Regions from separate parts of the Homo sapiens genome. Here region 1 is linked to region 2. Evidence: read pairs that join two places in POLR2A ChIA-PET (ENCODE). Cell type or tissue: A673. All regions are shown on one strand. Links, peaks and the distances in the headings refer to the core of each region. The heading gives the core; the rest is flanking DNA. Region 1 has its middle 130 kb from the start of LINC02479. Region 2 has its middle 20 kb from the start of LINC02479.

Region 1 (13,005 bases), core at 3,038-8,037, 110 kb after region 2:
TGGGTTCAAGAGGAAATGAGAAGGCAGGAAGTGGAACATCAATGCTTGCTATAAAGAGAAAAGCAGCAGGAGTAACAGGGCAGTAGCTTGAAGGCACTGTGAAATTAAGAATTATAATGATTTTAAAAAGGATGAATAACAGTATGATTGTCAGCTGAGGAGAGTAATTCAGTAGAGAAGGAAAAATTGATTAGGAGAGAAGGGAGGGATGGCCTTTATAGGGGCTAGCATAGGAAGTAGTGCTCTGGTGGAGAGGTTGACCTTAAATAAGATCGAGCTTATTCTATGTATGGGGACAGCACACTGAGACAGTGAATCGCATAGATAAAACTAAGTGGATAAATGCAGGAGTTGAAGCATGTTGATGTTTTCTTCTAAATTCTCCTGTTTTCTTACTGAAGTAGGAAGCAAAGTCATTAGCTATGAGTGATGATGTGGAAAAGAGATGTGCGAGGTTGGAAGAAAGAAGCATTGTAGAGCATCGCTAAGAATGCCTGGCATAAATGTGGTATATCATCACCATCTTATTATTATTGTTGTTGCTGTTATTACTAGAACCACTATGTCTGCAAATATGTATTTTTAAACTAAACTACCTGAAAACAGTATTTCAGCTACAAATAATGACTTTAATAACAGTAATTCCAGATACGATGGCAAATATTAGTGGGGGAGATATTTAGAGGACATTTGGACCTTACTGCATTTCTGAAATTGTGCCTACTCACAATTTCTGAGAAGACATACTTCTCTTCCTATTTTTTGTTAGCCTACTATTGCTATTGTTTTCAGCTGCTCAAAACCTACCTTGGACGCCTTGAACTGTTTCTACAGGAATAAGTCCTACATTTACATCCTACTTGGAGGCAACATCCTCATAATTGAAAACAAATTCAAAAATAAATCCAAATTGTGATTTCTTAAAAAGGATGTGTGCTACTCTGAAAGAAGTTGGAAAAGCAATTACTATAACATAAATTATATTTATGTTTTCTGTTAGTACCAACTCTATTTACAAAGTGTTATATTCACTTTAAATAAAAACTTAGAAATGTGTACTTACACATGCAAATATAACCATATTTTTATTTAATAGCTTAAAATGCACTTGATTTTCCTGTGCTTGTGTAGAATATCAGTCACGTATTTTTCCTTTTTTGCCAAGAAAGGTTAGAAAACAATTTTCTTCAGCTTCCACAGTTCTTTTTTTTTCTGGAAGTAATTTGTGTGTTTGTCTAGAGGGCAAAAACTCCATAGACAATTGGGTCAGTGAATAGATCTGAGTAAATTTAGTTTTTAAAATAACCCTGGTCCCTGGGTTTTAGTTGTTCAACCACTTTCCACTTTCTCTCATGTTTAGGTTGATGTAGGTGGGAGTTACTCATATCTATTTCTTAATCCCTCTTATTTTATTGCACAAATAATATGGAGAACTTTATTATTTAAATTTACTATTTTAAAAACTTACCTCTTAAAAGTACTGAGAAAGAAATAAGTTGTTGGCTAATATTTTTTAATCCTGTGGTTTTGAATTAATATAGGAGTATACAACTTTATCTCCTATTGTCCTTCACATAAATGTTTGTGTTTCAATATTCTCTATTCCCGCCTAAAATCCCTGCAGAACATGCACACCGCCCCTCAGTTTGAAGGTGGAGGCTATGAGAGCCTCCCACTCATTGGAAATACTTCTACAGAGTGCTTCCTATGGAGTTTAACAAATTTTCACACACGGATATTCTTGTGTATTATCATCAATAGACAATATTTAGACTGCTGTCACTCTAAGTCTCTTACTCAATAATGTGGATCTTTGGCATAGGTGAAGTGAATAGCATTTTTTTCATGGCCACAAAGGGTGCTAAACATATGAAAAAGATAGAAAAGTGACAAAATTTGTAGGTTCAAGAGAAGGTAACAAAATTTTTTTAAAAGTGTACTGGACAGTATTGCTATGAGGCTGACGGCCAAAGAAATTTACGGTCACGTTACACAGAGTTAAGGAAATGTTAAATTTTTTTGGCTAGTATCAGCTAGCTATCATATCTCAAATGGTGATACGGCATGAACAATGCCAAACTTTCAGATGGGACAGGTTCGGTAGATCAAGAGACTGCAGAAGTATTTTTAAATACCTGCTAAATGTTATAGAGAAAAAAGGTTATGTGTAAGAGCGGATTTTCAACATTAGTGAGTCTGGATTGTTTTACAACAATGTTGCAAATGAACCTATATTTCAGTTGATAAAAATGTTGAGACCAGAGGCTAACAGAAACCTAATTCTGTGTTTTCCTTAGCAAAGTTCAGTATTCACTAATTGAGTGTTTGCAGTGACCTTATAAATGTAAAACTCTGCTGAAAGAGTGAGTGTTTCATTCTGTCTGGGATAGTATCAGTGATGATACTGAGAAGTTTTATTCCAGTGTACACAGCATTAATGGATTTCATTTACTTTATTGTTTTGCAACATGTCAACTTGTCTAGGCTGAACTAAAACCCATGAAATTCCCTTTCTAGGGTGTCCCCAGTTAGCATGGGAAGCAAGAGAGATTCTTCCAAGAGTTGAAAGGCTGAAGGAATCCATCAGCCATTTTATATCATACACATATCTTCCCCAGTTAGTCAATCAAACTTTAGGTGCTACTGGGAAAAGACTTCACAGATGTAATTAAATTACCAAATCCATTGATTTTAGTTAATCAAAAGGGAGATTATCCTGTGCTGGCTGGCTTAAAGCTCTTTAAAGGGGGACTAAAATTAGAGTGTCCACACAACAGAAAGAAAGAAGACTGTAAAACATTTCTACATTCTGGTACCTCATCCATCACTTAATTTTTGCTGATCTTCTGACTCACATCATTGAACCGCATTAAGCAGCAGCTGGCCTTGCAGTTGTTTTTCTTTCCTTTACATCTTCCCTTTCTGACCACCTGCCTCAGAACTTTGGGCTTGCTTTTCCAGCCATCACAATTGTATAAGATAATTTCTGTAATAAAATCATCTATCATCTATCTATTTCTCTATCTACCCTATTCCTCTATCATTCTATCTTATATACAACTCAATCTATATCTGTATTTATAATCTCCCAATAATTTTGCTTTCTCTAAAGACTTAATAACATAGTTTTCAACCAAATATTTCTTTCCCTATTTCTCCATGTTCTTGCCTGTAATGCCTAGTTTCCGTCAATGTCCTTGTTCTCTAAACATCTTGATAAAAAATCTAATTGTTTCTTTCCCTCCTTCCTTCTTTCTCTTTTCTTCTTTCCTTTCTTCCCTCCTTCCTTGCCTCCTTCTTTCCCTCCTGCCTGCTTTCTCCTTTCCTCCCTTTTTCTTTTATGTTCTACAATATCTTTCTTGCCAACCAATCTTTCTTATTCTCAGAATGACATATCTTAAATAATCTTTCAGATAACAACTCTTTGGCTCAGCAACTGCAAGGCAAAGAAAGCAAAATGACTTAATCTTAAATATGTATAAGATATTTGTAGGAAAACAGAGGGGCTGAAGAGAATAGTTAAGATGGCATTTCAGATATTTTCTAAATCATAAAAGCATAAAATATAGCATAATGCATTTGAGAGTAACAGATAACTGTTGTGGATAGAACAAATAAATCTGTTAAAGACAATGGAAAAATATGAAGCTGAAAAATAGAGGGCACATCAAGAAAGACTTTGGATACCAGATATGAAAGGGACATTTGACAATCTCTTTTTATTTTACTCTTCACAGCTGTTTAAGGAGATTTAGAAAGCCTCTTCCTGGTAACCTGAAATTGAGTTTATTTCAAATAATTTTATGCATTAGTGAAAAAAGTCACATATATTACATGTAATATATGTAAACCAAAACTAAAATTGTAAGCCTCACATACCATCTGAATGGACTCCTCCTCTCAGCCAAGGGCATTCCAAAGTTAACCTGAAAAACTAGTTCAGGCCATGATGGAAAGTGTAGGTTGAACATACCTCATTATTCCCTCCTCCCTTTGGGAATTTGGGCACAGATGACCAACATTAACATTAAAACAGATTTCAAGACTGACAAAGAAGAACTTTTGTAGCAATAAGATATCAGATTCCAGCCTGACTCTAGAATAGCATCACATGACAGATAGCAGACCCGGAAAGAAATCAAAGTATTTTACCCCAAATTATCTTCTTTGCCATATCTGGAAATAGTCCTACAAAGCTGTCTCTTGTGGGGAAAGTCTACATCTGAAGAGAATCTCTTTCATTTTCTAAGCCTTTTTCCTGATCCAGAAAGGATCAACTCTGATAAGAAACATTTACAATCTGTTCTTCCTGAAGCTTTTCAGATAGAGGCTTCCTCTGCATAATGAGAACTTTGGTCTCCACAACCTCTTATCTTAACCCAGAAATTTCCTTCTATTGATTGTGTCTGCATAATGGGAAGTCTGGTCTCTACTAACACGGACATTCCCTTCTACTGAATCTAGGTCTTTAGACAATAACTGAACTCATTCAACCACTTGCAAATCAGAAAATCTTTGAATCTACCTATGACCTGGAAGCTCCCCCACCCTGCCATTCAATTGTCCTGCCTTTCTAGACCAAACTAATGTACACTTTAAATGTACTAATTGATGTCTTTTTTATTTACTTTTATTTTTGGTTTTGTTTTTTGAGACTGAGTCTTGCTCTGTTGCTCAGGCTAGAGTGCAGTGGCGCAATCCTGGCTCACTGCAACCTCCACCTCCTGTTTCAAGCAATTCTCCTGCCTCAGCCTCCTGAGTAGCTGGGATTACAGGTGCCCACCACCACACCCATATAATTTTTGTATTTTTAGTAGAGACAGTGTTTTACCATGTTGGCCAGGCTGGTCTTGAACTCCTGACCTCAGGGGATCTGTCCCCCTTGACCTCCCAAAGTGCTGATTGATGTCTCATGTCTCCCTAAAATGTATAAAACCAAGCTACAGCCCGATCACCTTAGGAACATATTCTCAGGAGCTCCTGGAGCTATGTCATGGGCCATTGGTTACTCATATTTGGTTCAGAATAAATCTCATAAAATATTTTATAGAATTTGAATCTTTTCGTCGACATAGATTTCACAAAAAGACAACATAAGTAGTCACTTTTAGGCTGGGCAGTTAAGGACAAGTGTTTTTCATATGCCCTTTATTCCTATTCTAGAGCAATCTTGGAGGACACCAAACATTCATATAGTGTAGCTGCAGATGGAGGAGAGTACTGACCCATGTTGGATTTCTATGAGTGAAAAATGAATGTCTTATTTGGTTAATCCCCTGAGAGCTGGGGTTAATTTGTTAATACAAGGCAACTTAGCTTACTTTGACTAATGGATCATGATAAGATGCTTGGATTTTATCATGTAAAAGATTAGCAACCATTAAAGAATGTTAAGGAGACAGGCAGCATGAGCTACAGCATAATATTTGGATCATTCCGATTTTGAATAAGTCAGTAACAGTAGTTCTATCTCTTTACCTTGCACTGATTCAAGAGTATCCTTACAGTTTAGTTCAGAACTGCTCATATGGAGAAGAATTTTCAAAGACACTAGGTTGAACATGTAGCTATCAGTTACAACATTATTATAAGGTGAGAAATGACAGTGTTTGAATGATGGCCACACAAGTGGAGATGGAAGGAACAAAACACGTTGAAAGATATGTGAGAACATAATTGAAGATCCTATCTTAATTTAAATGGCTGAGAAAATTAAGAGTAGAAGTCATCTCCCTGGTATATACAATGATCATCTACTAGCAAGGTAATTTAACCTGTTCACACCTAATGTCCTCCTCATTTTCACTATTTAACTATATATATATACATGTGTGTATATATATGAATTTTATATATATATGAATTATATATATATATATATGAACCTATATCTGTTCATAGTAATTCAAATCATACAGTATGATTTTCCAGTAGTGCTTCTCAAGCCCAGAAATGTAATGATGGGCTTTTAGGACATAAGACAAATGTCAAAGTGGTAGACCTATGGTGCCTCTACCATCTGCTTCAATCAAGTTAATACCTCCATGATATGTTTTTATATATGAACATTTCATGTAAGTTTTTCTTCCTATAACTTCTCTGTCAGTAGGGAGACTCACTTATCATTTTATAATTTTTTTTTCACTGGTGGAAACTAGAAGATATTTGCCCTGTGCTGGATAATTTTTTTTGCTTAGAAGTACTGCCAATCAAGAATCTCTAGGCTGGTCATTACTGTGTCTGCTTTTATCTCCTATTTCAGGACATTTTTCTATTCTTTTTGAGTATATCAGAATAGGAGGTTTCTATTTTTGTACTTAACTGTGTAAGTACAAAAGACTACAGTTTATCATATGTTCCAACTTGGGAAATTACAGAATTTCCCTAGGGGCTCCTCAGGACTCCATGCACAGAAAGGCCTGTCGGAATCTAACCCTAACAAAACTGAAATGCTCAGGTTCCTGGGATGAACAAGCCAACTAGGACCCCCAATAGAGGTTAACACAAACACACACACTTACAAAACAAACTGCTGTTTGGTTGAATCTTCTGTTTATAACACCGGGAACAATGTCTGTTACATAGTAGATCCTAAAGAAATATTTATTAAACCACCACTTATTTAGCCAATGTTGATTGGGAATCTTCTCTATGCTAGGCACTGTGATAGGGTGGAGATATTGAAAAGTGATGAAAATAATACAATGCTTCATCATTTTCGTGAAGACTATAATATAACTGTTACAAAATGACAAATGCTATAGAAACTCTGTCTACAGATATCATATACACTTATCTAAGCAAGAAGATATTTGAACCAAAATTTAAAGGTTGAGTAGGAGTTCACAAGATTGAAAGGCATTGAAAAAAAGGTAATCTAGGTAGATTGAACATATGTGAAAAATTGTAGGGTAACAAAAAGAAATGTTAATACTTCTGGATTAGAGATAGAGCACCGCATGTACATTTTTTGCCAGGCAGGGACACCTTATCCAACATAGTCTGTGGGATAAAGTTCTGGAAGACATTAAGTAGGTATTTGAAAAGTGTTTATATGTTTTAAAATGGAATTTCTGTCCTATATCAGGAAAGTTATCTTTTTCTTTTTCTTGTGTATAGTAGGGCACCCTAAGTCCCTCATCCTCAAGAGGTCAGAGATAAAAACTATGTCAAGGAGGGGATATCCTCAGTGTGTTAGGGGACTGATTTGGGGCAGGGACTTTGCCAGCTGTGAGCCTCTCTCTTCCTCTCATACTCATGTTGGGTCTGATTGTTCAGGGGGCTCTTATTTCATGGAGGCCAGGTAGGCCACAAGGTCCACCACCTTATTACTACAGCCAAATTCACTGTAACATCAGGAAATGAACTTAATGATATAGTTGTTGAAGAAAATGCCAGCTCAAACATTGAAGGTGTAAGAGTGGGTTTTACTTTTAAAGCTACAGGAGACAACCTGATCTTCTTCAGCTTAGCCCAGGATGCCTTCTGGGTGCCCTATAATTCATGCTTCCCCATCTTCTTGATGCTATTATATTTGGCAGCTTTTCCAGATGAAAGATCAGATCCACAACCAACACACTGGGTGTGGGGATACAGAAGTGCATGTCAGTGAGCTTTCCTTTCAGCTCAGGGTTGTCTTAGTCCACAGCCTTGGCAACAACAGTATATGCAGGAATGACGTTCTGAGCAGTCTCACAGGTGTCATGCCACCGTTTCCCAGAGTGTCTTCTGGGTGGTAGTATTGGCATGGAATGTGGTCATAAGTTCCAACATAATGCTAAAGTTGTCATGAATGAACTTGGCTAGGGGTGCTAGGCAGTTTGTGGTACAGGAGACATTGCTGAAGATCTTGAGGGAAACGCCATGTTTCTCATGGTTCACACTCATCACAAACATGGGGCATCAGCAGATGAGGCAGAGATGAGGACCGCTTTGGCTCCACCCCTCAAATGATCATCAGTCTTCTTCAAGATACTGAATACCCCAGTGAACTTCACAACATATTCAGCACCAACATCACCCTATTTGATAGTGGGATCTCACTCCTGGAAAATAGACATGGGCTTCCCTTTGATGGCAAGCTTCCTGTTCTCAGCCTTGACTGTGTCATTGAACCTGACATAGATAAAATCATACTAGAACATATAGACAATAAAGTTGAGACCAGTGAAGGAGTCATTGATGGTAACAGTATCCACTGTGATAGTGATAAAAACAGCCCTGGTGACCGGGCACCTGATATGGCCAAATCCGTTTACTCCAACCTTCACCATCGTGTCTCAGGGCTGCAGTTGGCACTACATAAGAAGTTGCCACTGTCTGTTACACAGGTATCAGCAGAAAACCAGAAAGTAAAGCCTTGAATGACACTGGTGAGCAATATTTGGACTAGTTATTAGGTTTTGTGTAAGGTTAGACTGCCTGAATTCCCTTTCCATTATGTTCATGAAGTCTCCAGTTTAGGTTCATAGTATTTACTTGCTGTAGTTGTAATTTCTTTTTTTTTTTTTTTTGTTTGAGATGGAGTCTTGCTCTGTCACCCAGGCTGGAGTGCAGTGGTACGATCTCGGCTCACTGCAAGCCCCCTCCCAGGTTCACACCATTCTCCTGCCTCAGCCTCCCGAGTAGCTGGGACTACAGGCTCCTGCCACCATGCCCAGCTAATTTTTTGTATTTTTTTTTTAGTAGAGACGGGGTTTCACAGTGTTAGCCAGGATGGTCTCGATCTCGTGACTTTGTGATCCGCCCGCCTCAGCCTCCCAAAGTGCTGGGATTACAGGCGTGATGTAGTTGTAATTTCAAGTACCCTCTTGAGGCTACTGCATCCCCAGTTGTAATGTTAGCCAAATTCTGGCCAGAAGGCAATGTCAGGGTTCTTGTGGGGCTAGGGAAGTGAGGAGGAAAATAGTTTATCCTATTTATCCTATTCAACCATACACGAATGAACGAACCTTGAGTAGCAACATTTATAATACCAGCAAAAGAACATTTACAGTGATTTCAATATTAGATGTAAAAGTATGCTGGCTTTTATTCCTAGCACTGCACTATTAGAAATAATCTGGTCAGATCTGCTCAGCACCAAAAGCACTTGATAATTCTGATTAAGAATGACCAGTTTCCAATCAGATTATTGTATTTAATGAGGCAACTCTTTTATCATGTATTTAAATAAGTCGTTTTCACTAAGCAGGAAATAAGACTTTTGGGGTATGTATGATATTTAAACTAACCTCATTAATATTACAAATCATCTCAGCTGCTCTATGACATATTTGATCTGATTTAGTATTCATAACAGTGTTATCAACTAGTATTATACCTCTATTTGAGTTACATTTTTAAAAACTGATAGAGTAAATTTACTTAGGAAATGACAAAACCAGAAATACTCCAACCTTTTATTATCAAATACAGAGTTTTATTCACTTTTCCATCAAGCCTTATCAACTGGATTGAAATTTGAAAAGTGGTCCTCAATTTAATGTTTAAAAAACTATTATATTGAAAAATATTATTCATGTTTTATTTGAAATTAATGATGCTAATTCCAATATTCAACTATCATAATAGTTTTCTCCAACTTATTTGTTTTTATAACTAGTAAGAAAGGTTATATAGGATACCATTTTGGAGCCAACATATACAATGTCCAAATAATCACATTTAAATATCTAACCTGCAATTGATTTTTTAGTAGCAATAAACAGTGACTTCTGGTAGCAATTTGTGGACTCTGTGCATAGTATTTAATAGACTTACTGCTTGAAATAAAGCAAAAGGACAGATACGACTTAAGGGAAAAAGAGAATTGAAATGGGAGATGGATTTGGCATTGTTAAGAGTCAAGACAATAAAACCTTAAAGTATAATTTAAATAACAGCTCCAGGTAGGTAAAAAAAACCTTCAACCTAGTAATCAAATAACTGCTATGATTGTTACTGAGCCTGACAGAATAATTCCCTTCTTAGTCATGAAATACAAGCTTTAACATTTAGTCTTAGGCCCAGAATTGAAAGTAAACATTCTTATGAGCAAATCACAATTAATACGAAGTATTTGCAAACAATGTGTACTCCGTGAAAACAACTATAGATGTTCACATCGTGGTTGAGCTCACATAGATTTCTTCTCTGTACACTTCCCATGCTTCTACCCAGGCAGGGACGCAATTAGCATATGCCTTCCTTCAACTGAAGAAACATTTTAAAGACCCATTAATTATTGTTAAATTTTTCATTATTCTTAAACTCGCTGATATGGAGAGACTGGAAGTGAAACTAAAATTTCCAAGGTTGAAAGCCATGACTATTTTATTATTTCTGTAGCTTTGTCAGAATTTTAAGAAAAAGTTGAGCCAATTCTGTAACGCATATTTGTGTATTCATAGAAAAGGTTATTTCAATCTTATTTTCACAGTTAAGTTTTATGACTTCTTTTAATTTTGTTTTGTTAATAAAATTTTTATTCTTTGGATAGTTAAGAAAGTTACAAATTTTTGTTATTCATCATAATGCCTTTGTTGGTTTTGTAAAACCTGGGTATTAGATACACCAATATTTTAGTCAATTTCATAATTGTTTACCAATTTTTTATAAGCCTACAGCACCCAGTCTCCCATCCAAGTACTAACCAGGCCAGACTCTCCTTAACTTCTGAGTTCAGATGAGACTGGGCACATTCAGAGTGGTATGGTCATAGACAGTAAATTATTCACTTTTAAATGATCATTGATTCATATTTAGAAAACACTCAATTTTGATATTTCAAATAGTAATCAAATATTACATGTGTTTTTATAATTACTTCATATTGACAATGTTGAAATTTACTTGAGCCCTCTCCTCCTGAAAACAATAGTGATTCAGAAACTCCCACCCTTTTGAGTTCCAGGATATAGTTTACTAAAAAGAATGGCCCTTCTCCATATGACTTAACTAAGGCTTGTGGATGATACCCTTGTTTACCTGTGTAAAGGCCAGACATAGACCCTTCAAATTCCCATTATTTGGCTCATTAATATTTAGCTGAGCTGTTTGTCCCCTAGCCAATCTGCAAAGAATGCCCTCTAACTTGACTGAAGTTTAGTTAGGCTTCTCTCCTTGACTGGAGACCTTGGAACCTTGACTCTCTCCTGAGATTAAACAAGCTCTGAAACACAGAAAAACTCCATAATGGCTCCACCTGAGAGTCATATGTCTGCAGAGAAAAACCTTCCTTAATCAAAACTCACACCATCTGCTCTTCCATTCCCCCATACCTGGTCTTTCTAGCATCAACTATTCCTCCCTATAAAAGGAAAGCCCCTTCTTTCTGACCTGCAAGGTACTTGTAGCTCTAATGGTCAGAGTATTTCCCCTGTGGTAGTAGTCTTTGGAATGAAGTCTTTCTTTTTTTTTTTTTCTTTAACCTAAGCCTGAGTTTGTTTCGTTTGACAGTTTTCTGGTATTGTGACTTGGGTGGAGTGCTGACTTCCTGGGATCCCACTTTCTTCTCCTAGGTATTTGTGCCAGCTTCTTGGATCTTTTGTATTTTTACCTGGCTAGGGAAATCAGGGTCCCTGGTGGTGAGTCTCACCTCCTAATCCAGTACTGCAGTTGTACTTACTGTAGAAGCTCAGTAAGGAGTTGATGTTACTTTTTTCAGGCAGAGAGTTTTCTTTGACCCTCCTGTGAGACCTTTTATGTCTTTCCTTTGTTCCTATAGTGAGGATTGAGCAAGGTTATTTCCTTGGCTCTTCTAGTGAGGATTGCACTGGGGAATGGGAGTTGAGCTTTGGCTGCTAGGATGGGGACCCTGCAAGGGAATATTTCAGTGGTACTTTTTCCCAGTTTTTAAAGATCTTATCTCTTATTTAATTATCTTAATCCCATGGGTAATTTTTAATCAATTGGCACCATCTCTCTTCTTCTGCAACAAGTTATGTGCTTCACTAGTAAGGCACTGATTCAGTTCAATATATTCAAAAATGCAATATTTCATTAAAAAAAAAAACTTAGGACTTCAATGACCTCTTGGGAAACGGGATCATGCCACACTGGCTCCTCTAAGACTTCCCTCTTATAATCACCCTTACTTCCCCTTTCTTCTCTTTACCACTTTGGACCTCTGTTTACCTCCCTTGAATCCTTGATCTGACTCCTTGAACACCCTACCTTCTCCACTTCTCTATCCAAACTTCCCAGACCTGTGATCTCCCATTCTGGCCCATCACGTCATCTCTATGGCCACTCAAGCTTCAGGCTCCCTCCCCACCCTGGCCTCATGAGGAGGTCAGGAACCCTGAGATGGACCCCCTGAGACTTAAAGGGCTAATTGGAGACATGCTGAATCTCTTTTCCACTCAGATGGGCTTTCGAGATACCCCAATGGCCACTTGTTTTCTCCTCAGTCTCTCAGCCAAAACTGAGTTCACATCCTTCGTCAGATTACACATCAAGGCAAAGAAAATCTTAAAAATCTGATCCATGCATATTGGTGAAGACACTTTATCCTTCACTTTGACCAGGTAACCTCAATTTGTTCTGTCTGATAAAAACACAATCTTAGTAAAAATATAAAGGTGGAGGAAGGAGGAGGGCCAGATCTGTTATATGAAGCAGAAAGATTTGTTTTTCTGTTTTTATCCATGATTCCTATCTACAATTTTACAATTGAAGCTCTATGCTATTTGTGTCTGTCTGGATGCTTATAAATGTATGTGTGTATTTTTGTATGTATTTTATATGTGTGTGACATTTTATCAGCCTCGGATGTTATTACCAAAGTATTGAATTTAAAAAAATTTTAAGGAGCTCTATTCCTATTGGCTTAGTAATAAATAAGCACTTAAATAAATTAAATCTTCCTATAATTTCAAGAGATTAAGAAAATCAAACTTTCAACACTTGTGTGTATTTTTGTGTGTATGTTATATGCATGTAATATTTTCCTACCCTCAGATGTTATTACCAAATTATTGTATTTAAAAATTTTAAAGGAACTCTATTCTTATTGACTTAGTG
Region 2 (13,005 bases), core at 3,292-8,291:
TGAAAGCTATGGATCATTTAAAAATAATATAGTCATATTAAGTTGTGAAAATAGTTTGGAAATAAATTAGCTTAATAATTGACTAGTTTTTCCCTTCCATTGCATATGCATGTAAAAATTGAATCACTAAGACAGAACTTCTGTACATAACCTAAATATTTACTGAACTAAAAACAAATCATAGCTAAGTGAAATAAGCCAGTCACAGAAAGACAAATACTGTTAATTCCATTTACATAAGATATTTAGAATAGTCAAAGTCATACGGAAAGAAAGTGGAATGGTAGGTACCAGGGTCCGGGGGAGGAGAGAATGAGGAGTTATTGATTCAAGGGTACACAGTTTCCATTTTACACGATGAAGAGTTATGGAGATATATGGTGGTGGTGGGTGCACAACATTATGGATGTGTTTAATACCACCAAGCTGTATACTTAAAAATGGGTAAGATGGCAAATTTTGTTATATGTATTTTTCCACATAAAAAAACATGGAAAAATATTTTTAAAGCCTCACAAACTAAAAAATCTTAAGTGTCAAAATAGCCATCTCAGGTGTGAATACAGAACAACCTTCTATACATGAAAATTAACTTTCTAATCTTAATGTACAACTTACTGCCATGTTGTGTAGGCTTAGTATTAGTGATGAATTGATAGCTAAGTTATGTATTTTAAACTATAACAATGCCTTCTTTCTGTTCTTTCTCAACTTTCTGTTCCCCACTGACCTCCTTTGCCTCTTCATCCTTCCCTTCTTGCTCATCCTTTCTCCTCATTTTTCTACTCATATTCCAAAAGTAAATATTAAAATTATGTCCTTATGATAAGAAAAACTAATCATCTTAGCAATGGTCAAATCAGATGCAATTAAAATTTTCAATTTTGCTTAAACTTGCCTGAGAAATGGTGAATAAATACCACTTTACTTATCTCAGCATTGTATATTCAATATTAAGGAACATTAAAAGACTTTAAAATGAAATTAATTTTATTTCAAGGTAAAGTAAAGCATGCTTATTCTGATGATTTCTTATCATGAATGGTTTTAAATAACCTAACCAATAAGCATTCAATTAACACTTTTTTCCCGTCCAGAAATATTTCAAACTCTTTTCTATCCCCGAACAACAACATTGCATGATAAATTTTCAAATTTTAATCAAAAGTAAAAATATAAAATTCAATATATCCCTACTATACCATGTTGGATTTAATATCACAGTGAGTCAGATAAGAGTTTGAGCTGTTGCCAACTTGTTAATTGGAAGACCAAGAGGAGAGAAAGCTCAGAGAGCTCAATTTAATACATTGGTTATTCAGTATATTGAGTAATAAATTAGTAGCTAGAAAGAATGAATACATTTCTCTGGTAGTTTATCATGCAGTAGTAATTTCAGCCTTACATGTAATGTGCCTCTAGGTTCCATCCACATATATCACAGGTGGAATTAAAGTCTATTTAGTTTATGAAAGTGTTACCCTCAAAAATAAAAGCAAATCTGTATTCAGCTGAACTATCCAGAAAATGGATGCAAGACCCTCTGTTTTTGGATTATGTAGAATCTTGTGCCTTTTCCATATCAGAATATATTTGCAAACATGGTAGTGCTCTCTAATTTCCAGCTGTATTCAAGAATATAAAAACATATTTTCAGAAAACTAAATTAGAATTTAAAATACAATGCACATATATGGACAATAAATTATATAAGAAATAATCAGTAATTTTATATTTAAATCTTTGAATCTGTTTTTCTTTAATTATTTCCACATTAATTATTTTGTGTTACATTATGGGTTTCAAGAATTAGGTAATTTATTTTATTTTTTGGGAGAAAGTTTCTGGTTGTCTCTGCTTTTAATACAATTGACCATTTATGCCTCAGTGAAAGTATGTAAGCATTATTTAATACATTTATGGACCTGAATCTTTGGATGTGCAAATGTATTCTTCAAAGTAAATTACCCCTCCACTTTATAGAATTATATGGGTAGAGAGTAAAGTAAGATCTCCATAAAATGTCTTATTTGTGGTGCTGTTTTCTGCTATAAGAGCTTCCATTTTGTCAAAGGAGAGACTGAGGTCATCATCCTTTACACACTGGCTAACACCCTGGTAATGAACAATCATTCAAGACATCATTTTAGAGGCTGAGTTGAGTCTTCTGTAAGGAAAATGGCAACCTGTTTGGATAATGTTATTATGACTTAATTAAAACAAGAACACTGCACAGGTCTTCTCTTATGGTATATGTTTCTCAAGTTTTACTAATTAATCCTTCCCAGTGGGAAAAATGCTATTAACACAGAGTTGGGATGTTATGCTGAATGAATGTAAACGTTATAAATAATATTTGCTTGTTGAATTAAACACAAAACACAACATTAAAAAATGAATATATTAACATTTTCTATTTCTAGATATTCATATAAATAAAATATTTAATTTCTTTGCAAACATTAGAGCAGAAGTGAGAATTATCAATATATCCTTTAAGATATCACCCTGTCCTAATAAACTCATTAATGAATTTTTCTTAACTTTCTTTTAAAATGGTGAAAAATGCATATTATTCCATAAAAATGTAATTCATTCATCATAACACTATTTTATTTAAAGCTGTAATACACTGATATGTTGAAATAAAGTTTATTTTTAAAATTAGTATTTAACACTATGTAAGAATATTAATTGCATCACACTTTTGGAATCATTGAAAATATATAAATTCGGATACATAAAATAATATGATAAAATTAAAAAATCCTCTGATACCTATCAATGCCCTAATTTATTATCCTGTTAACAATGATGTAAAACAGGGGTGTCTAATCTTTTGGCCTCCCTGGTCACAGTTGAAGAAGAATTGTCTTGGGTCACACATAAAATACATTAACACTAATGATAGCTGATGAGCTAAAAAAAATTAATAAAAATAAAATAAACTGCAAAAAAATTTCATAATGTTTTAAGAAATTTTACAAATTTGTGTTGGATGACATTCAAAGCCGTCCTGGGCCACATTGGGTCACAGGTTGTAGAAGCTTGGTGTAAAAGAAAGAAATTTCATTAATTTAAAATACTTGCCCTTTGGATCTGACCTAGTGCCTAGACTTCTCTAGCACTAAGTGTATTTTCAGTCACATTGAGGAAGATTTCTTCACCCCAGAACTATTGCTCACATTCTCCCATATAGTAGCGGTTGCCTATTTTATGTTTGACTAAAAAGTGTTGGTAGGCCAGCCCTCCCCAATGTGTCTCCAATTTGCTTAGATGCTAATTTGGAAAGTTCCATTTTTTCTTTGAAAAAAAGGGAACAAAATAAATACATTATTTGCTGAGTTACTTGAGAACTAAAAAGTCACTCTTGTAAATGCTCTAGATAAATTATAGAGTCCAGACAAGTGGGATTAATATTTCAGCCAAAGTTAGAAATCAGAGTTGGGTTTTGATTTTTAATGGCATGTAGCACAGAGACACCCACAACTTCTCTGAAAAATACACATTCCTTATAGGGCTCTTGAAGAACATATAGGCAAGAAAGATAAAACTAATGGGAAACAAAGTACTGCTTTATTATCTTTGAGAAGCCATTATTTTTGTTGGAAGAATTGTGGGACCTTATAAAGCTGAGTTTGGCATGAGCCTTAAGCCAAAAACTTAAGTGGGGTCTTAACCACAAAAGCCACAGTCCACATTTAAAGTCAGCAGTAAAGACATCTTTTTAAATTTATTTCTCCTGCCCAGCTTTACTTTCTCCCTTTCTTGGTGTTTCAGGTTAATTGTACTAATGTCCCTAATTTTCCACTACTCCCTCTATCTATGCCCTTTGCATTATAAGTTTGCAGTGCCTCCATTAAGAGGCAAAGTCTATTTCTTCATCCTTGAATCTGGGATGGCCTGGCCTGGTCAGTAGAATGCAGTAGATACGACAAGTAATTTCCGAACCTAGACCTGAGAGGCTTCTGTTTTTTCCACTCTCTGCTTTGAAGCCCTTCATCTGCAGTGAGAACAAGTCTACATTCTTCTGCTGCAGAATGAGATAGAATGTGGAGCACAGCCAAGTCATAACAGCCAAGGCCATGTTATGTGATCCAGGTCCACTCAACCCACAACAGATAACTGCAGACATAAGAACAAGCACCGTTAAGATAGGTTGAATCCAACTATCAGTGGAATCACCCAGATGACTATAGACTTAACACAAATAATAAATGTTCATTGTTTTACACCAACTAGTTTAGAATCTTTCATTATGCAGAAATAGCTAAATAATACAATTCAATGTTTGACTCCTCATTCCTTTGTACTTCTATCTCATGTGATATGCCTGTTTTTCTGCATGATCTTTAGTGAAATGGTGAAATAAAATATGGTCACAGTCAACCAGCCTAGTCCAAACTCCAATCTGTTTCAGAATTTGATGAAAACTGGGTTAACATTTTACCAGAGACTTGTTACCATGGTTTTCATTTTTTTATTTTATTTTTTTAGACAGTCTCACTCTGTCACTCAGGCTGGAGTGCAGTGGCATGATTTCAGCTCACTGAAACCTCAGCCTCCCGGGTTCAAATGATTCTTGTGCCTCAGCCTTCCAAGCACTACAGTTTTTAGAAAAGTATGTACCGCTTTGATGAGCTGATAAACTAAGCTGAGAATGACAATATAAGAACCCTCAGAACATCATTGGGAGTTTAGTCTTTCTCTACCTGAAACCAGAATTTTTAGTTATATGTCAATACATTATTTTTTCAAAAAAAATTAACTGAAGCAAGTACAATTTGGGTTTCCATTAAAACCAAACATTTCTAAGTAATACAGGGTTTTATAACTGTCTAGTCACAAGGGAGAAGGAATTTCAGAAGACTACAAGGAGATACTGTGGTCAGCAAGTTGCTCAGTATCAAGTAACAGAGAACATCAAAGAAAGAACAAAGAAAATGAACATGCATCTTTTAATACATAGTAGCTCATTTCCAAATAAACATGCCCCAAAGCATTGTTTTGAATATATATTATTCTATGGTAAATCCATTTTCCTTTGAGCAGGAGGTGGGATTATTAGTAGAATAAAAATAAATTCTATTAAAACAAATTTAGGCCAGGCATGGTGGCTCAGGCCCGTAACACCAGCACTTTGGGAGGCTGAGGTAGGTGGATCACTTGAGGCCAGGAGTTTGAGACCAGCCTGGCCAACATGGTGAAACCTTGACTCTACTAGAAAATACAAAACACTAGCTAGGTCAGGTGACACACGCCTGTAATCTCAGCTATTTGAGAGGCTGAGGCACGAGAATCCCTTGAACCCGGGAGGCGGGGCTGCAGTGAGCCGAGATTGCATGTTCATTGCACTTCAGCCTGGGTGACAGAGTGAGGTAAGACACTGTCTCAAAAAAAAAAAGAAAAGAAAAAAATTTTTAAAAAGACTACAGATATTACTTCCTACTACCTGCGTTAATACCTCCCAGCCCTATTACTAGGCACTGAAGTTGAAAAAATTAAATTATATAAATCTTTCATTGGCAAACACTGTAACCACTAAAAAATGAGCAATTCTCTCTTCAAAGCTGAAATCAAAGTATATCTCAGAATTTCATTTCAACTATGGTACATTCTGGAATGGAATGAGAAGAAACATCAGACTGATAACTTTCTACGTTGCTTACAATTATAAATATACTGTTCTGTTTTTCCATGTGCCTTTGTTTGAGTGTGTATGCATTCAGCAATAGCATCTTATATTTAAAGCTGCTAGATGAATCAAGCAAGATTGTCAATTGTCCTGTAACAGACTCATAATAAATACCTCTATTTAAATATTATTTGACAAAACTTGCCTATGTAAAGTAGTTTTAAAAATATGATGCTTGGGAGGCTGAGGCAGGAGAATGGCATGAACCCTGGAAGCGGAGCTTGCAGTGAGCTGAGATCGCACCACTGCACTCCAACCTGGGTGACAGGGTGAGACTCCATCTCAAAAAAAAAAATATATATATATATTTTTTATATACATATATATAGATGATGCTCAACTTATGAACTCACAAGTAGAATACACTGTGCTTTATTTGAATTTGTGGGCAAAAAGATTGCATTAAAAGAAGTCAGGAAACAGGAAACACAGGGAAATGTTAACTTTCAAAGTGTTCTTGGTTATAATAACTATTACAAACTCATGATTGTGACAGATGAGAAGTTTAGCATGAATAACAAAATTAGACAAACATATTTTGGCCATGATATATCCGGTATATTCAGAAAGGAAACACACAAACTATTAAACTTAGTCATGGAGAAATAGGACATAAAGTTGACTCACCACTAGCAGTGATTGCTTTAGTGTAAATCTGGAATCCCAGCAATTCAGTCAATATGAACAAATGCTAGAAAGTAAGCTGTTTGTCCAAAAATATTTTTTATTAACGAAGAGCAAAATACTGCATGCTCTGGAATTCATCCATGCTGAACATATTCTTTAAATAAATAAATCGTGTTGAGGATAGTTGGCCTCTAAACTTGTGTTGAAAATGTAGGAGTCTGAATCTGTCTTTATTTAGTACGCATTGCCTCTGCATGTCATGTACACAAAAAAAGTAGAAACCAGGAGTAGGGTAGAATTAATCAATGACTGTCATGAAATAAATTCAGTTTGGTCAACACTAACTGAAATATTCTTAAATAGGGGTTAATTGTACTTGATCTACCTCCCTTTAATGCCCACAATATTTAGTACCCATACATTCTTAGGAACAATTGTAAGGAATAAAATACATGAAAATGGATTAAATGAAGATGTATTAATTTTATACTTGTTAGTTTTTCATTTGATCTTCCTCATTGTAAGTTTTTTCCCAGAATTTTTACTTTAGTTTGTAATGTCTACTTAAACAATATCATTAAGAAGATAAAGAAGCTTGCCTTTCTTTTTTATTAAGCAATGGCTGTTAGATTTAATTTGATAATGTTTTATTTCCCTTTAATTTATACTTTGTGTTACCTCCTGTTTCATAATGAATGAAAATCGCTGTCAATTTAAATTAATAACATAAAAGTTTTCTTCTTTTTTAACTTTTATTTTAAGTTCGGGATACACGTGTAAGTTTGTTACATAGGTAAACTTGTGTCACGGGGATTCGTTGTACAGATTATTTTATCACCCAGTGATTAACTGTAGTACCCATTTGTTATTTTCCCTGACCCTCTCCCTCCTCCCATCCTCCACCCTCTAATAGGCCCCAGTGTCTGTTGTTTCCCTCTATGTGTCCATGAGTTCTCGTCACTTAGCTCTCACTTATAAGTGAGAAGATGTGGTATTTGGTTTTCTGTTCCTGCATTAGTTTGCTAAGGATAATGGCCTCCATCTCCATCCATGTTTCTGCTGAGGACATCATCTTGTTCTTTTTTATGACTACATAGTATTATTCCGTGGTGTGTACGTACCACATTTTCTTTGTCCAGTCTACAATTGATGGGCATTTAGGTTGACTCTATGTCTTCACTCTTGTGAATGGCGCTACAGTGAACATACACGTGTATGTGTCCTTATGATAGAACAATTTATATTTATAATTATGTTTCTTTGGGTATATCACAGTAATGGGATTGCAGGTTCATATGGTAGTTCTGATTTTAAGTCTCTAAGGAATCGCCACATTGTTTTCCAAAATGGTTGAACTAATTTACACTCCCACCAACAGTATGTAAGTATTCACTTTTCTCCACAATCTCACCAGCACCTGTTATTTTTTGACTTTTTAATAATGGCCATTCTGACTGGTGTGAGATGGTATCTCATTGTGGCTTTGATTTGCATTTATCTAATGATCAGTGATCAGTGATGTTGAGCTTTTCTTCTTATGGTTGTTGGCTGCGTGTATGTTTTCTTTTGAAAAGTGTTCATGTCATTTGTCTACTTTCTAATGTGGTTGTATGGTTTTTTTTCTTGTAAATTTGTTTAAGTTCCTAATACATGCTGGATATTAGACCTTCATCAGATACATAGCTTGCAAAAAATTTTCTTCCATTCTGTAGGTTGTCTGTTGATCGTATCTTTTGCTGTGTGGAAGCTCTGTAGTTGAATTAGATCCCATTTGTCAATATTTTCTTTTGTAGCAATTGCTTTTGGCATCTTCATCATGAAATATTTACCTATTTCTATGGTCCAGAATAGTATTGCCTATGTTCTCTTCCAGTGTTTTTACAGTTTTGGGTTTTACATTTAGGTCTTTAATCCATCTTGAGTTGATTTTTGTATATGGTTTAAGAACAGTGTCAAGTTTTAATCTTCTGCATATGGCTAGCCAGTTACCCTAGCACCATTTATTGAACAGGGACCCTGTTCTCCATTGCTTGTTTGTGTTAGCTTTGTTAAATATCAGATAGTTGTGCAGTAGGTGTGCAGCCTTATTTCTGGGCTCTCTGTTTTGCTCCATATGTCTACATTTCTGTGTCTGTTTTTGTACAAGTACCATGCTGTTTTGGTTACTATAGCCCTGCAGTTGGCTAGCATGATGCCTCCAGTTTTGTACTTTTTGCTTAGGGTTACCTTGCTCTTTTTTGATTCCATATGAACTTTAAATTTTTTTTCTATTTCTGTGAAGAATCTCATTGACAGTTTGATAGGAATAACATTGGATCCATAAATTGCTTTGGGCAATTTTGTCATTTTAACAATATTGATTCTTCCTATCCATAGGCATATTTTTCCATTTGTTTGTGTCATCTCTGATTTCTTTGAGCAGTGTTTTATAGGTATCCTAGGAGAAATCTTTCATTTTCTTGGTTAGCTGTATTCTTAGGTATTTTATTTATTTATTTTTGTGTGGCAATTGTGAATGGAATTGCATTTTTGATTTGGCTGTCTACCTGACTGTTGTTGGTGTATAGGAATGCTGGTAATTTTTGTACATTGATTTTGTATCCTGAGGCTTTGCTGAGTTGTCTGTCTATCAGCTTTAGGAGCTTTTGAGACGAGATTATGGGGTTTACTAAATATAGGATCATGTCTGCAAACAGGTATAGTTTGAGTTCCTTTCTTGATATTTGGATGCCCTTTATTTATTTATGTTGCCTGATTGCTCTGGCCGGGACTTCCAATGCTATGTTGAATAGGAGTGGTGAGAGGGGGCATCCTGTCTTGTGCCAATTTTCAAGGGGAATGTTTGGAGATGTTGCCCATTCAGTATGTTGGCTATGGGTTTGTCATAGATGGCTCTTAATATTTGAGATATGTTCTTTCAAAACATAGTTAATTGAAAGTTTATAACATGAAGGGGTGTTGAATTTTATTGAAAACCTTCTCTGCACCTACTGAGATAATCATAATATGGTTTTTGTCTTTAGTCTTGTTTATGTAATGAATCACATTTATTGATTTTCATGTAATGAACAAAACTTTCATTCCAGAGATAAAGCATATTTAATAGTGGTGGGTAAATCTTTTGATGTGCTGCTGAATTTGGTTTGCCAGTATTTTGTTGTGGATTTTTGCATCAATGTTCATCAAAGATATTGGCCAGAAGTTTCCTTTTTTTTGTTGTGTCTCTGCCAGGTTTTGGTATCAAGATGATAGTAGCCTCATAGAACCAGTTACTCCTGAATTGTTTCAGTAGAAATGATACCAGCTCTTCTTTGTATATCTGATAGAATTTGGCTGTGTATCTCTCTGGTCCTGGGCTTTGTTGTTGTTGTTAGGCTATTTATTACTGATTCAATTTTGGTGCTTATTATTGGTCAGTTCAGGGATTCACTTTCTTCCTAGTTCAGTCTTGGGAAAGTGTATGTGTCTGCAAGTTTATCCATTTGTTTTCCCAGAGTTTCTAGTTTGTGTGCACAGAGGTGTTCATAATATTATCTGGTGGTTATGTATATTTCTGCAGGGTCAGTGGTAATATTCCCTTTGTTGTTTCTAATTGTGTTTATTTCAGTCTTCTCTCTTTTCTTCCTTATTAGTCTAGCTGTCCGTCTATTTATTTTAGTAATTAGAAAAAAACAATTCCTGGATTTGTCAATCTTTTGAATGATCTTTTTTGTCTTAATTTCTTTCCGTTCAGCTCTGCTTTTGGCTATTTCTTATCTCCTGCTAGCTTTGGGGTTGGTTTCCCCCTTGGTTTTCTACATCTTTTAGTTGTGATGTTAGGTTGTTGTTTTGAAATCTTTCTCACTTTCTGATGTGGGCCTTTAGTGCCATACATTTCTCTCTTAACATTGCCTTCCCTGTGTCCCAGAGATTCTGTTATGTTGTATCTTTGTTCTCATTGTTTTAAAGAACTTATGGATTTCTGCTTTAATTTCATTATTTACCCAGAAGTCTCTCAGGCACAGGTTATTCGATTTCTCTGTAATTGCATAGTTTTGAATGATTTTCTTAGTTTTGGTCACTAATTTTATTGTGCTGTGGTCCAAGAGAGTGGTTGTTATGATTTCAGTTATTTTGCATTTGCTGAGAAGTGTTTTGTGTCTGATTATGTAGTTGATTTCAGAGTGTGTACCATGTGGTGATGAGAAGAACGTATACACTTTTGTTTATCGGTGGAGATTTCTGTAGATGTCTATCAGGGCTATTTGTTTCAATGCTGAATTTAGGGCCTGCATATCCTTGTTAATATTCCTCCTCAATGTTCTGTCTAATACTGTCAGTGCGTAGTTGAAGTCTCCCAATATTATTGTTTGGGAGTCTAAGTCTCTTTGAAGGTCTCTAAGAGCTTGCTTCATTAATCTGAGTGCTTCTGTGTTAGGCGCATATCTATTTAGAATAATTAGGTCTACTTGTTGAATTCAACCCTTTAGCATGATGTAGTGTCACCCTTTATCTTTTTCAGTTTTTGTTGACTTAAAGTCTGTTTTGTCTGAAATTAGGATTGCAATCCCTGCTCTTTTCTGTTTGCTGTTTGCTTGGTAGATTTTTTCCATCCCTTTATTTTGAGCCTAGGGCTGTCATTGCATGTGAGATCGGTCTCTTAAAGACAGCTTATCGGTGGGTCTTGGATCTTTATCCAGCCTGCCACTCTGTACCTTTTCATGGGGGGCATTTAGCCCATTTACATTCAAGGTGAGTATTGGTATGAGTGGATTTGATCCTGTCATCATGCTGTTAAATGGTTATTATGCTGACTTGTTTTGTGTGGTTGCTTTATAGTGAACTTAAATGTGTTTCTTTGATGGCTGGTAATGGTCCTTCCTTTTCATTTAGTGCTTGCTTCAGGAGCTCTTGTAAGGCAGGTCTGGTGGTAATGGATTCCCTCATATTTGCCTGTCTGAAAAGCATCTTATTTCTCCTTCGCTTATGAAGGTTTGGCTGGATATGAATTCTGTGTTACAATTTCTTTTTCTTTAACCCTTTTTCATTTAAAAAAAGAAGGTACAGCTCGCTGCCAGCACTCATTTAATTTTGTATGAAAATGCTCTGTGAGGCTGAAGCAAATTTGATTTTCAATTTGAAAATAAAATATTAAAAAAATTGAATATAAAAACTTTTCTAGGAGCTATTTCTAAACATTACTAACATCAAAATTGTATGAATCGTCAGAATCATCTATTTTGGAAAAATCAGATTCATCAAATGAATCTTTGACCAACAACTGTTCATAAACAATGTTAACATTGCATGTAGGAATGCTATGTTTTCTAGGATTTAAAATTTTCAACCATCAAGAATTATCATATTTTGTAAATGGAAATACCACTATTAAAAACAGAATGCTATAAATAGAATGTTATCTTTTATTTCCAAAGTCAATATACTAGACATAGATTTTGTCTCTTTACATAATCCCATATTTCTTGGACGTTTTGTTCATTTTTTATTGTTTTTCTCTATTCTTGTCTGTCTCGTTACAGAAAGCCAGTCTCCAAACTCTTAGATTCTTCTCTCAGCTTGTTCTAGTCTGTTATTAATACTTGTGATGGCATTAATAAATTCTTTTAGTGTGTTTTTCAGCTCTATCAGGTCAGTTACATTTTTCTTCTATACTGGCTATTTTATCTGTCAGCTTCTGTATTGTTTTATCGTGATTCTTAGCTTCCTTGGACTGGATTTCAGTGTACTTCTGAATCTCAATGATCTTCATTCCTATCCATATTCTGAATTCTATTTCAGTCTTTTGAGCCATCTCAGCCCAGTTCAGAACCCTTTCTGGAGAGGTACTGTGGTTGTTTGGAAGAAAGAAGGCACTCTGGCTTTTGAAGTTGTCAGAGTTCTTGTACTGCTTCTTTCTCATTTGTGTGGGCTAATGTTTCTTAATTTTTGTAGTTGCTGACCTTTGGATGGGTTTCTTTTCTTTTTTCCTGTTTGATGACCTTGGGGGTTTGATTGTGGTGTAAGGTGGTCATCAGTCAGCTGGCTTCACTTCTGGAAGATTTCAGGGAGCCAATATTCAGCTCCCAACTCCTGGACTGCATGCTCTAACTCTGTGGGACTTGAATTGGGCCCCAACTTTGTTCTCTCACTCTTCACGGTTTAGGAATCCACTACTTTAAGAGAGCCAAGGTGCTCCCAGACCACTGGTCACTACACTATGATGGGTGGGGCCAGCCAGAGCATTTCACAGTGTGGTGGTAGAGGAATCCAACCTCATTTGCACATGCCAGCTGAAGTGGCAGTGGTAGTGCTGCATGATAGTGGATGCTGGGGTGCCTGCCTCAAATGCAGGTGTTCACAACGTGGCAGGTGCAGCACAGCTCAGGGAGCTGGGAGGCCCCAGTGCACAATTGCATTGGTGCTGGTGGTAGCATGGGGTCAAGGCATGGGTGTGTGCAGGTCTGTGTGTGCTCTCTGTGCACCACAGGCAGGGGTGGTTGTTCAGAACAGAGGATGGTCTGCTGTTCTCTGTGCCTAGTTTCACTCCCACTGCAGGTTGGGGCTGTCTGGCTCTGTATTAGTGCCTTATCACACTGCTATAAACGACTGCTTGAGACTTGGTAATTTATAAAGAAAGGATGTTTAATTGACTCACTTTTCCACATGTCTGGGGAGGCCTCAAGAAACTTACAATAATGGAGGAA

What was found. Peaks named below come from ENCODE experiments on the same cell type or tissue, not always from the same donor. Only the 100,000 strongest peaks of a DNase experiment are listed, where the experiment ranks them.
Region 1: POLR2A ChIA-PET joins it to region 2 with 6 read pairs; 2 of 35 experiments call an interaction of 5 or more read pairs at or near these places.

What each region holds. Positions count from the first base shown.
Region 1 is chr4:130,496,072-130,509,076 of GRCh38, forward strand. It overlaps the pseudogene GAPDHP56. Among named protein-coding and RNA genes, the nearest start is that of LINC02479, 130 kb to the left of the region's middle. In A673, for the core only: no CTCF peak of the experiment used is centred there; no DNase peak of the experiment used is centred there.
Region 2 is chr4:130,389,796-130,402,800 of GRCh38, forward strand. No RefSeq gene overlaps it. Among named protein-coding and RNA genes, the nearest start is that of LINC02479, 20 kb to the left of the region's middle. In A673, for the core only: no CTCF peak of the experiment used is centred there; a DNase peak (open chromatin) is centred at 6,246; H3K27ac peaks cover 650 bases.